2 separate regions of the Homo sapiens genome follow, and region 2 is linked to region 1. Evidence: chromatin contacts called from ENCODE Hi-C data. All regions are on one chromosome and are shown on one strand. The core of a region is the stretch at or near the end of the contact, and the rest is flanking DNA. Distances in the headings are between cores, read along the strand shown. Region 1 has its middle 45 kb from the start of TES. Region 2 overlaps ST7 (suppression of tumorigenicity 7).

The links. A loop is a pair of places that touch in the nucleus more often than their neighbours do. Pooled maps may share reads with other maps.
Region 2: a loop to region 1 is called in a map with no recorded cell type, with 5 times the contacts of the local background. The contact joins two enhancer-like sites. A Hi-C loop is called at or near these places in 17 of 168 maps with a recorded cell type or tissue (B cell, CD4-positive, alpha-beta T cell, CD4-positive, alpha-beta memory T cell and 12 more), 2 of 37 single-sample maps with no recorded cell type and 24 of 50 pooled maps.

What each region holds. Positions count from the first base shown.
Region 1 is chr7:116,164,412-116,167,478 of GRCh38, forward strand. No RefSeq gene overlaps it. Among named protein-coding and RNA genes, the nearest start is that of TES, 45 kb to the right of the region's middle. RefSeq lists an enhancer at 2,731-3,067. Within about 2 kb of position 1,525, at least 2 of the 41 ENCODE cell types and tissues checked have a DNase peak (open chromatin) inside an H3K27ac peak, as active enhancers do.
Region 2 is chr7:117,131,015-117,134,081 of GRCh38, forward strand. It overlaps ST7 (suppression of tumorigenicity 7), which reads left to right. Exons shown (of 16, transcript NM_001369598.1): 6 at 871-946. All of the region lies in intron 2 of ST7-AS2 (ST7 antisense RNA 2), which reads right to left. Among named protein-coding and RNA genes, the nearest start is that of ST7-AS2, 13 kb to the right of the region's middle. Within about 2 kb of position 1,482, at least 5 of the 41 ENCODE cell types and tissues checked have a DNase peak (open chromatin) inside an H3K27ac peak, as active enhancers do.

The sequences.
Region 1 (3,067 bases), core at 275-2,774:
AGAAACTAAAATAAAGTTGTATGACATTTTTTTAACTCATTCAGAAAAATCTAGAAGTCAGTGGGTGACTTTCCTTGCTGTCATTCGTTATAAAAACTCCATGCTTATACACTTGTTTTTGTAAGCATTTACATCCTTTGTACATACACAAAATTTTGCTGGAAATAATTTTATTCCTCCTCCTATTACTTTTAAAATTATCAGTGGTCCAGAGTTCAAAGATTAAGAATTATAAAATAGACCATGGAAAATTTAGCAATAATTGAGCTCTCCATGTCTGGTACTTATGTAGAAGCATGTTTTAATAAACATCTGCAGAACATATGCTCAGTGGAAAACCCCTTTGACTGAGCAAGATTGAGAAATGTTTCACCCAGAATCATCACTCCCATTTCCAAATGAATGCATATAATTCCCCAGCAAGAGATTTTTAAGGCTTGATTCTTTTATGTTAAAGTAAATATGCAGGAAAATATTAAATAATTATGAATGTCTATGCAATATGATAATATTAGTAATGCTGCACCACAATTGCTGGGGGTGATAATAGGCATTTTACAAACATCACTTCTAATTCTGACAGCAATTCTGGGCAGATATTATAATAACCATTTTAAAACAGAAAATAAAGGCTTGAACAATTTAACAACCTTGCCCATAATTACACAGCTTGTAAGTGACCGACCTGGAAGGTCAGTGGAGATCTTTCAGTATTTAAAATTTGCATGGGACATGTTAAAGTAGCATTGTGTGTTGGCACTGCTGTTGAATCATAAATGTGCTCCATGGACTGTTTAAGTTAGACGGTGACCTTCTAGAAGGTGCCAGCCTTGAAATAACCACTACCTTCATTGTAAGTTCCCTTTCCATGAGTTTTCTTTTATTTTTACACCTTTGTTATTTTCTTTTTCTATTTTATTTAAGTATCAACAGGGAAAACAATCTAAGAAATGTTTACTATGTAATGAGCAATTTCACTTTTTAAGATATTAATATCAAACGAAGACCTTGGCTGATAGATTATAAGGAATAGAACGCACACTGTGAACTTAGAAATGACCCATATCCAACTTCAGTATGGTTATTTGTGACTTGTTAATTCAGTGAACCTTTTTGAGAAAAGAATGCCATTAGCCAAAATGCCATCATTAGGTTATTCATGCTAACCTCTTAATTCTATCAGTACAATTAATTATCTTACTTTTTCTGTTTTCAGTGAAATTACTATATAGAAGGTTAGTACAAGCAAGGCAATAGGGGAATTCATCTAACATAGAGAATAGAACAAATAAAGCAAACAATCTAAAAACAAAACTTTCTTCAGGAAATAGATCTATTTTCATAAAGTAAAATCTACAGTGGAGTTTACTCTTATATTTTAAAAACTATTAGGACATCAGCAATTGGTATTCTTCACTTCTCTATTCTTGTTAATGTAGTTCCTCTTTATTCTACTTGCATAATAAAAAAGTAATAACAGTCTTAGTTCTTGTTAGAAAGTCCCTAGGTGGTGGTGGCGCAGATTGGAATTAAACTGCTGACTCACTCTCATATGACTGCACTGTAAAGTCCTAGAATTCGGGGGTCTAGAAAGAAAATTTTGTATCAAATACACTACACAGTCACAAGAAAGTAGCAAATTTAGATTTGAATGTGCTGTGGTTAGATGGAATTTCCATAGGCTACAAAATACACCTGAACTTCCGATTTTAAAATCTAAGGCTCCATTGTAACATTTCAGGATTAATGACTGAACAACTTGTTACAGGCCACTTGAGGGGAAGACTGGAGGGAAAGGTGCCAATATTCCACACTGTCTTAAAAAGTTAAGGAATACTACTGGGTAAGTGGGAATGCACCAAGCTCAGTAGCATTACTACGCATTTGCCTAACTGCAGTAAGAGGAAACAGTGGGTGAAGGAAGTCCAGGCTCTATGAAGGCATGGCATAAATCCATTTCACTAAGCTGTTGGCCATCGCTGATGCTATCCTTGTGAACAAGATGATCAAATTTCAGATGATTCAGGCTTGAAGATTGATGTTGCTTTGAGGAACAGGCATTGGTTAAATACCAATGGACTCCAACAAGTCAACCTTGTAATCAGCTCTCAGGAGGAAAATATAAAACCTGCTGTTCTGATTCTTGCCCATTTGCCCTACCCCACTGCTCCTACCCACCATGCCATTCTCTACCCTGCTTCGCCCTGCTCTGTGCCCAGGAACAAAGGCTGATTTACTATGGAGCTAATGAAGCTTCAGCTCAGGACTCCATAGATGTTACCTCTTCCAAACTTTGTGCCTAATGTAATTTGGAACTATTTTTCTTATAGATGGCCTGCTCCTCACTGTATAAGCCTCATCTCTACCTAATTTGGAGTCAGCCCTGTCCAGGAGGCTGAATCCTATAGACTATCAACTGATACGATAAGCAAAAACAATGGCCCCTCTAAAGACATTCACATCCTAATCCCTGGAACTTGTGAACATGTTACCTTATGTGGCAGAAGAAGTCGGTGATGCTATGTGAAGACTCAATCTTCCATTGCTGGCTTTGAAAATGGAGGAGCTGGCCACGAGCTAAGGAATATGGAGGGAATTTTGAAACTGGAAAACGCAAGGAAATGGATTCTCCTCTAGAGCCCCCAGAAAGGAATACAGCCCTGCCGACACTTTTATTTGAGCCCAGTGAGACCTTTGTAGGACTTCTGACCTACAGAACTGTTAGATAAAAAATTTATATTATTTAAGCCACCAAGCTTGTGGTCATTTGTTACAGCAGTAATAGGGAACTGCAGCTGGCTTCTGGTTGAATTTGGCTAATGGGAATCATCTGAAGAAGATCAGATGCTGAGAGGAAGAAGTGGTTGGAGTACTCCTTTACTATTCTCCACTTGCTCTGCGCTGAGTGTCCTGGTGAGGGCGACATCTCTCCCCAGCTAGAATGTCTCCTCCACTGCTCTGGCTCTCAATGGGATGCTGAGGCACCATTTCCTGTTTGCCCCTTCAAGCCTAGGGCTGGTAAGGACTTCCTGTTCTTATCTGTCTTCTTACTCTACCCACAATTTCA
Region 2 (3,067 bases), core at 232-2,731, 970 kb after region 1:
TAGGTTAACTAGCATCGAATGGGGTCATGGCCTTGGCTATTGGAGTCTAGATGTGTGTTCCATCTGAGAAAATACTTTGTTTAGTGTGTATTTTACATTACTTGAGTTTCAGATAATTCAACTGAAATTTTTTGTTATAAAATTTATTCAAAGTAAATAGGTGAAAAAATGTTTTTGAAAGGGAACCTCTACACACTCTAAAATAATTTATAAAATACAAATTTATAAAATAAATAAGGAGATTGTTACTCCTTTGTAAAATGGTACTCTTTGCTATGGTAGAAACATCATGGTACAGTAAATATTCCCATTGAGCTTCCCACCATATGTTCAGAAACTGCTCTGATGTATAAAAGCTAGGTTTGCAGGTAAATTTGGGATATAAGTACACATGTTAAGCAAAAGCTTAAGCATTTTTTACTGACCCACGCATAATTCTTGAAATGGTTTCAGAATGTTCTAACACCAAGAGTCTGTGTTAAGTGCTTCGGAAAATGACCAATTATGTTGTATCTAAGTGAATGAAAAGGTTGGTAGCAATGTCATCTCAAAATGCATAAAATATATTCTCCAAGAACAAATGACATTAATGTGCAAAAGACACGCAAAATCTCTGTTAGAGTGCCTTTTCTTGATTTCCTTAGCCTGTAGTTTTGTGAGCACAAAAAAGGTTTGCTATCAGCAGTTGAAATACTGTGGAATAGCACATTAATACACTAATATGACTTTGGAGATTTTGGCCAACCCTCTTAGCAATGAAATATGTTCTTGTAATTTAAGCTGACACTCCTAATTTAGCTCTTGTCCTCTACTGAGTCTACCTAATTATATGTATGGATTGACTTGGTGTTTTCTCTTTTTCTTAAATAGTAATGCAGAAAGCCTGGAGAGAGAGAAACCCCCAAGCTAGGATTTCTGCAGCTCATGAAGCCTTGGAGATAAATGAGTAAGTGGGGGAAAATCTTGCTGTTAAAAAGGAAATCTCATCCTTTGCTGAATATATTCAGTTGCCATTGATAGGATACTTAAATTAAACTGCATTTGAACTGGAGGATTATTTGGGGAGTTATTACTCTATTTAAAAAAGTTTTTTTTTTAAATGAAGGACAGCCACCATGTGGAGGTGGTTTTAGTCATTTTATGAATTCAATGGCTTTGCTGTGATCCTAAATTAATTTCTTGAAGGGCTATCCCTAGGATATTGTGAGGATATAAAATAAATACAATTCTTTACATATCTAAAACATTCTGACAGGGAAAATTTTCCAGATGTAGAATGCTCATCTGCACTAGAACATTTTCTAGTAGAACTTCTGCTAGTGGGGAAAACATGATAACAACATAAGGTTTAAAAAAAAAATTTTAGAAAATACTTCAAGATTAAGACAAAGATAAGAGGAAATGCTGTCTTGAGTGTTGTTAAACATTCTGTGGGTTACCAAGGAAGGCTGGGAAATCTCTTCTGGAGATCTCAGAAAATGAGAAAGATTCTTAAAGTTGGAGTCATAAAAACTCAGGGTTGGCAGAGACCTTAAAGGTCACTTAGCTGAACCACCCATCTGGTGCTTGAATCACCTCAACACTATCCTTGCCAAGTGGTCATTGTTAAACTATTTTATGATTTTTCTGAAGAAGGTTACAGAATCTTCTTCAGAGATCTTAGGGAAAAAAAAAAAAGATTGTCGTGAGAGTTGAAAATCCTGCCATTGTAACCAGTTGATCTACGGTTTCTGATTCTGTCATGCAACATATTTATTTTCCAGTTTCTTGTCATCTACAAATTCGATATGCCTGCCTTCTGTGTGTCATCCATATTTCTGAGAAAAATATGAAGGCCAGGAATAGAGCCCTGTGACATGACATAGAAACTACCCTCCAGGTTCATGTCTTCATGAATCACCATCTTTTGTATTGTTCACTCAATTACTAAGCCACCCAGTTACACTGTGACTCAGCTCATATTTCTCCATTTGGATCTTAAGAATGCCAATCGTAGCTGCGGATCTTAAATTTATAGTAAATCTATTACAGTAAATTAAGCTAGCACAATCTGATTTATTTATTCTTAGTGAATATAAGCTGGCTTCTAGTCGTCACTACTTTCTTTTTAAAGTGCTTGGAGACCATTCCTTTAATAATCCATTAGAATATCTTTCCAAATCACTGTGTTCTGTAGTTTGGGAAGTCTGCCTTCTTCCCCTTTTTGAAAATTTATGCTACATTTATCATCTCATCTTCTAGCACCTCTCCATTCTTTGTGATTCCTCAACTATCCACAGAGAGCAATTCCATGGCCTGCCTACAAGGTCTTTCGGTTTCCTGGGATTTGCCCATCCAGTCCAGTAATTCATTTAGAATGGATCAATTATTTGCTATCTTACATCTTTTTACCCATTTTAGAGTTTAATTTCTTCTCCCTTTTTCAGTCTGACAGTCATTCTCCTTGATAGAGAAGCCAGGAACAAAATAGGAGGGAGAGAGTTTTGCTTTTTCTTTATTATCTACTGCTTTTAACAATAAACCTTCCTTGTTTTGATGTTATTATGTTGTTTGTCTTTTTTTTTTACTTATTTGCCTTTGTGACATGGGGACGGTGATAGGGCCTTAAATATAATTTTAAAATAGGGAATAAATGGTTGTCTTTAGTATTTTATTTTGTTTTATTATTATTATTATTATTGTTATTTTTGCAAGCTTCAGCTAATTTGGAATTGTAGCTCTCCTGACATTATTCTTATAAGCTCATTCCACTCTCTTATAGACCATCATTACATGCCCTCTTTCCATCTTTTAAAATATGTCCTTTAAAAATCTGACCTGGGAGAAATCTCTGTGAAGCCGTGTTGGTTACTTAAGTGCCACCCCTCTTTTCTTCCTGAGAGGATCATTTGTGATTGCAGTTACAGTTGAACATTTGGAAGCTGCTCAACCCTCTTAAACCATTTTTCCTTCTGAATCTCATGCCATTGAATCATGCCTCTTTTCTTTGAATTTTTTGAAGTCCACCTTCCCCTCTTTGATTACCCTGAACTCCGAAATGACATAGTGACTCTCTCTGAATGTTCCT